Linked DNA regions of Homo sapiens: region 2 is linked to region 1. Evidence: chromatin loops called from intact Hi-C (ENCODE). Cell type or tissue: endothelial cell of umbilical vein. All regions are shown on one strand. Links, peaks and the distances in the headings refer to the core of each region. The heading gives the core; the rest is flanking DNA. Region 1 holds the start of LEKR1 (leucine, glutamate and lysine rich 1). Region 2 overlaps TIPARP (TCDD inducible poly(ADP-ribose) polymerase).

Region 1 (2,919 bases), core at 296-2,795:
CTATAGTGGCATTATCTTTGTAAATGGTGCAACCACTAGTGGAAGAGAAGATTCCTTGTTCCCTGTGTTAGCACAAAGACTCATTTCAGTGAGTTGCTGTTTAAAACCAAAAACTAATGAGCTTTATGTCTTCCCACATAAAACATAATATGACATGTGTGGTAAAGTTAACTGAGGTCTGCAATGGAGGTACCATTAACCATGTCAACATAAGCCCAAACATAATCTGATGTTTGGCAGATTGTCATAATCATGTGGCAAGAGCCCAGAAGGCTCATTATTCTCATTTCTGTCATTTAATGGTGGATTTGCCATCAGTAAAATGAAATAGTAACTTCAACTCTATTGGGAGAATTTTCCAAAAAATTACCATCTAAACATCCTTTTAAAATTTCACCCATAAAGTTATCTGAGAGCACGGATCTAAATGACAGTATAAACAAAGCACCAGTAGAACAGTTTTTGTGTAGTGCCTTCATTGTCTGTGAATCTATTCCAACTTTATGGCCTTAGCATAAGAAGGGGAGGAATTGGCAGGTTCTGATTATCGGGGGGAAACTAAAAATTAAAAGTCCTGCCAACCCAGAAAATGCTCCACAATGCAGAAAGACAACAATTTTATTAGGCATTCAACTAGACTTTGATGCACATCACGGCTAATCTGCTAATGAGGTTACAAAGAGAGAAGGAAATCCCTCTTTTATACAGCCAAGGAGACACAATCCATTACACATTCTCAAGGAAACTGGTAACGTGTCCTCATGTAAGAGGGCTTAACATAGTGTTCTATACATTCTTTTATATTTCCTCTTTAATTCATCTGGTAATTGGGGTAACCACCTGTGTTAGCTAACGGCTTTCCTCCTAAGTAATGCACAGCTCCATAACGAAACAGGTGTTTACAATTAGGAATAACGCACCTAGGTTAAACTCCCAAAGTGACAAGGAGACTGGGGCCCTATCTTCCTTGATGTTTACATTTTAAAGAAATGGCTTCCAGGTCCTCAAGAAAAGCATTCCTAGGTCTTTAAAAACATTTGCATACATATTAAATAGAGGAAGCATTCACAAATACTAAGTTTCTCAAGAAAAAAGAAGGGTCTTTCCCTTTTGGCAACAGGGAAAATCTGTAATTTTTTAAATTTAGTCTTACATAGTTTTGCGTGTGTTATCAAACAAGTCCCTTTAATCCTTTCTCATTGCACGTATGTGGACCGCACTTTGGCAAGAGGTGCAGTGATAAGTGGCTGCAGCTACGTGGGTGTTTGTGAACCTCCTCTCTAACAAGATCACCGAAAAGACATTTTTTAAAATGCAGACACGTCCTTGTTCGTTTCCAATTCCGTTTCTCACACTAGTGTCACGTCAGGCCATTAACTCACGTTCAGCTTTCAAGCCCTTACGTAAAGAACCATTCCCATGGCGTGAATCACCCACAACGAGCAGGTCAGGGGCAGGTGAAGGCGGGAGTTCACATCCTAAGACTTTCCTGAAGCGGCAGGCTCTTCCACACAGAAACCAACCGCAAGGCCAGACAAAACTGCTGGAATGGCTTTCAAATCTGTCCCTTTCTAACCCCGTTCCCCCTGGACCTGCAGTGGCCGGAAGAGGAGGAGGAGGAGGGTGCGGGGGTGAGGAAGCAGAGCCGCGCGTTCCCCGGGGCTGGGAGGAAGGCGGACCGCGCCTGGGCCCCGCGGGCTGGCAGACACCAGGAAGGGGCCGCAGAGGAGCGTGGTGGCGGAGTCCAGACCCGGGGCCTCGTGCTCTCGCTGGGGCGCCGCGGCTCAGCTTTCTGGCTCTCTCCCCGGGTGCGAGCACGCCTCCACTCCGGAACTGCATTTGGAGGACCGGGTCATCCCAGGCTGAGGAAAGCCATCGTCCCTCACCTCGACTTCGACTAGGACGGGTGTGAAACGGCTTTCCCGGTCTCCCGGGCGACCGCGCCGCCAGTCGGCTGGACGTCAGGGCGCGGCGACGTCACGGCCCACGTCTGTCGTCAACGCTCCCCTGCACCGCCCAGGGTCTCACGCGCCGGGCGGAAGTGGGAAAACTGGTGGTGGGGCTCGGAAGGCTGGGCTAGTCTTACGCGGAATGCTGTGAGAGGGAGGGAAGGGGATCGAGGGATGAGGTGGGCGAGAGTGGGTCGGGTGCTTGGTAGCGACTGCTGAGATGGAGGGAGCTGTCCCAGCCTCGTGGGGGGTTGGAGAGAGGCACTGCCGGGAGTCGGGAGTCGGGAGCCTATAGCCCTACCTATCACCCCTTGCTCTGGGGCCTATGTGGTAGACACAGCAGTGAGCAGTTACTGTTCTTGAGCAGAGGAAAAAGAGATGCCTGTAGAGGTCATGGGTGTAAAGGGAAGTTCTGGTTTCAGTCATTACAGCCAGGACAAATTAATTGGGAAGGCGTTGGTGACATTTCCATTCTAGTCCAAAGTAGTGAAGATTAAGGGCTTAGTTCAAAAAGTATTTTGAGACCTCCTAGTCTACACTTTATTTATCGCAGGCTACCCACCCTTACACGTGACTAACTTCCCTTTGTTCATACATTCATTCATAAAACAAGTATTTATAGACCTACTACGCGACAAGCAGAGCAGCATACCGAGATAGGGTGATACTCTGTGACTGGTCAAGGCAGGAGCAGCCATTGGTGTAATTAGCAGGTGACTCATTCGTAGTCCAGATCTTGCCTTTCTGAGGATTATATAAGGTCGAAGTACAGTTCTTCCAAGAACCAAAGAAAACATCGATGGCTCTGTAGCAGGCAAAGAGACTGGTTTGCTATTGAATAAAATAAGATTAAGTAAATACAAAGAAAATTAATTGAACCTATAGATTTAGAGAAGTGATTAAATGACGCAGAGCAGTATCGGTACACCAAACTGCTTATTGATAACTACTAATTAATGACACCAGGAAG
Region 2 (2,919 bases), core at 106-2,605, 130 kb after region 1:
CTCCATACTGTTGGAGGGAAGTCCCACTATATGAATCAGACTCATTTAATAATTTATAAAAGGTAGTCCAATAAAAACATTTGTGTTTCCTCTTTTATGGAACTTCACCTAGAGTTTGAAACATTTGAACCATTATTTCAAATAACTGGCATAATGGTCATTATACTCTTCTCTCTTTTCTTTTTTGTGTATGTTTGAAAGTTACTATAAGAAAATATAAAAAATTAAATATATGATAACAGCACAGATATTGTAGCATAGTGTACCACAGATTTCTAAATGGATGTCTACAACACAGGAAATACTCTAGATCTACAGGCATTCAGAAAGACTGGTACATGTGAAGTCTAGGTGTTGAGACAGATTTTCCCAATAATTAACTTATTTCCTTGCTGTAAATTAGGATTTTGAAAAGGATATTAAATTTGATCTGTGGTTGCACCACTGCACTCCAGCCTAGGCAAAAAGAGTGAAACTGTCTAAAAAAAAAAATTTGATCTACGGGTTTTGCTAGCTAGCACATTTTCCAAAATCTGCTCTTAGAATACTTGTTTCAAAAACTATTAACAGGTATTCTGTGCACAAAAGATTCTGCAGACAAATATTTGAAAAACAGATTATACAAATATTTGCCATCCTCTATCCCAATGTTCACAATTTATGAATCAGGTTCTACACTGAAAAAACAACCATATAACCAACTGATGAAGCCAAAAAGTATGGAACTTACAAAAAAGCAGTATACTCCTTTAAAATTCCTAAAGATCTTGCCAATAAACCCCAAACTTCTTGCTTAGTAAGAGTACTAACTAGTTGGATATGGTCTCAAAAACAACATATAATATTAATTAAGTATGAAATAAGATAATATAATGTAGTTTAAAATAATATTTGGCCACTGTTTTAAAATGATTTATGGTAAGTAGGAATATTTAATTCAAATAGAAAAATGTTTCTGGGAAATCCTAAAAAGTGAAACAAACACGACAAAACAAAAAAACAAAAAAAGTCCTGTAAACTGGAACTCCTATGCCTAAATTAAACTTCATATCAAGTTGCCTTAAGCAATTTTCATTAACTTTAGGAGAATCTGATGTTATGATTGGGAAGTGAGATAAAAAACTTTCTCCCTGTTAAGATTGTTTCAAGTTTCTAAACATATTTTTCCCCCTTTAAGCTTATCGCCCAGCAACTGTTCCCAATTATGAGTCACAAATCCTCAGTATTTCCTTTAAGGAGTTCTTAGAACAGCAGTCATTATGTTAACATGCATTATAATATAAACAGCCAATGCTTTTTGCTGTTTAGTGTCAGATTTTATTCTGGACATCACTCTAGCAATTTCTGTTTAAGCCTGTATTACTGAGACTTCATAGATAATGATTTGCATGAGAAAGACATCTACAACTGCAGCTTTTGCTACATTCTCTGTGCATGTCAGTCCTTTGGGCATTATGAAGTTTCTACGACAAATCCTAATTTACTACAATCAACTGTTCTTTGGATTGATGTATCAAAGTACTGTTTTAGCTCTATTTGATTTTCAATATGCTTTTTCTAAACTTGACAGAGACAAAAATCATAAATTTGAAAAACATTAAATTATCTTTTTGTAAGATTAATTTTACCACCTGCTCTCCCTTAAACAGGGAATGCTTTAAAAATCTAAAGCCAAGAGGTTTTTTTCTCCACAATCTGCATCAGCATAAATGTGTGCAATATGGGTGCCAAATGTTCAACAGCCACCACATTCTTCTTTATCAAACTATTGCTTCCTATTATCAGAAAGCAATTATGAGTCATCTATGTATGATAATCGTGATGGTGGGCTCTACTGGGCAATACACGAAGAATTAAACAGATGTAGTCCCTGTCTTCCAGGGGCGTTAAGAAAGGAATAACTAACAAAATGTAAGCCAAAGAAGCAGTACATCTGCCTATCTAAATTCACCAGTGGCAAGTACATTCAGGAAATAAGAGACAAAGAATAAACATGCAGCAATATGGGAGAGGAGGTGGTTATTGGCATCCAGTAATGGATAAAGGTCAGGAAAATTAAGAGGTTTTACTTTATCAATCCAAGATAGCTTTCTGCAAGAAGAAGAATCTTAGAAGCAGTTTAAATAACAGGAAATATCACTGTAAGTAAAGAGCTGTAAGAACAAGGAAAAAGAGGTCTCCAAGCACTTTGCTTCTTGAAAGACGGGTGGAGACAGGATTGGTACTAGTTGGAAAAGGAGACCTTCTAAACAGGGGTATCTGAGAGATGAGGAAATGGGAACCTGTAAATTCCTATAAGGGGGTAAAACAAGCAATGTGAGAGACTTCAGGCAACAAACTGTGGACGTTTAAGTCCAGGGTGTCAGAGCCTTAAGATATAAGGTTAGGAATTTACAGTATTGAGCAGATGAAGTTAGAGTCAAAGCAGTAAATACAGGATGTTGGAAACTGAGCAAGAGAGACAGTGCTAGAGATTGGGGGTGTCTCTGTAAAAGCAAGGTGCAATAATCCTTGTGGATGAAAACCCCATCTGGTCTAAAGGCATCTCTACTGAGGGACAGCCAAAAAAGAGTATGGGTAATAGCCACTGTACAGTAGGATTTATATCTTGCTATTTGTATCAGATGGCTAAATCCATCAGTATTGTTTTATCTAAGATACAGCCCTATCATGAACCAGAAGAAAACAAAACCTTGTGAACAGACTGCTGATTTTTGCTATTAAGGGAAGAATGAACTTGAACCGCTGAAATATTAACAATTCTGTTTTTCCACATCTCACCACCACACATCCCACTATAAGAATCCATATACAACACTAATTTAAAATGCTGAAAAGGACGCCCATTCTCATAATTTAGATGCTTTATAACAATGGTTCTCCTCTTATTCAACAAATATCTGCACATACCAATTAAGC

The links. Peaks named below come from ENCODE experiments on the same cell type or tissue, not always from the same donor. Only the 100,000 strongest peaks of a DNase experiment are listed, where the experiment ranks them.
Region 2: a loop joins it to region 1, with 5 times the contacts of the local background. A loop is called at or near these places in 17 of 110 quality-filtered maps.

The regions. Positions count from the first base shown.
Region 1 is chr3:156,825,344-156,828,262 of GRCh38, reverse strand. It overlaps LEKR1 (leucine, glutamate and lysine rich 1), which reads right to left and starts at 1,910. Exons shown (of 13, transcript NM_001004316.3): 1 at 1,887-1,910. RefSeq lists a silencer at 769-1,063 and an enhancer at 1,378-1,437. In endothelial cell of umbilical vein, for the core only: no CTCF peak of the experiment used is centred there; DNase peaks (open chromatin) are centred at 1,432, 1,712 and 1,982; H3K4me3 peaks cover 1,305 bases; H3K27ac peaks cover 2,336 bases.
Region 2 is chr3:156,690,428-156,693,346 of GRCh38, reverse strand. All of the region lies in intron 2 of TIPARP (TCDD inducible poly(ADP-ribose) polymerase), which reads right to left. Among named protein-coding and RNA genes, the nearest start is that of TIPARP-AS1, 16 kb to the right of the region's middle. In endothelial cell of umbilical vein, for the core only: no CTCF peak of the experiment used is centred there; DNase peaks (open chromatin) are centred at 1,196 and 2,036; H3K27ac peaks cover 2,500 bases.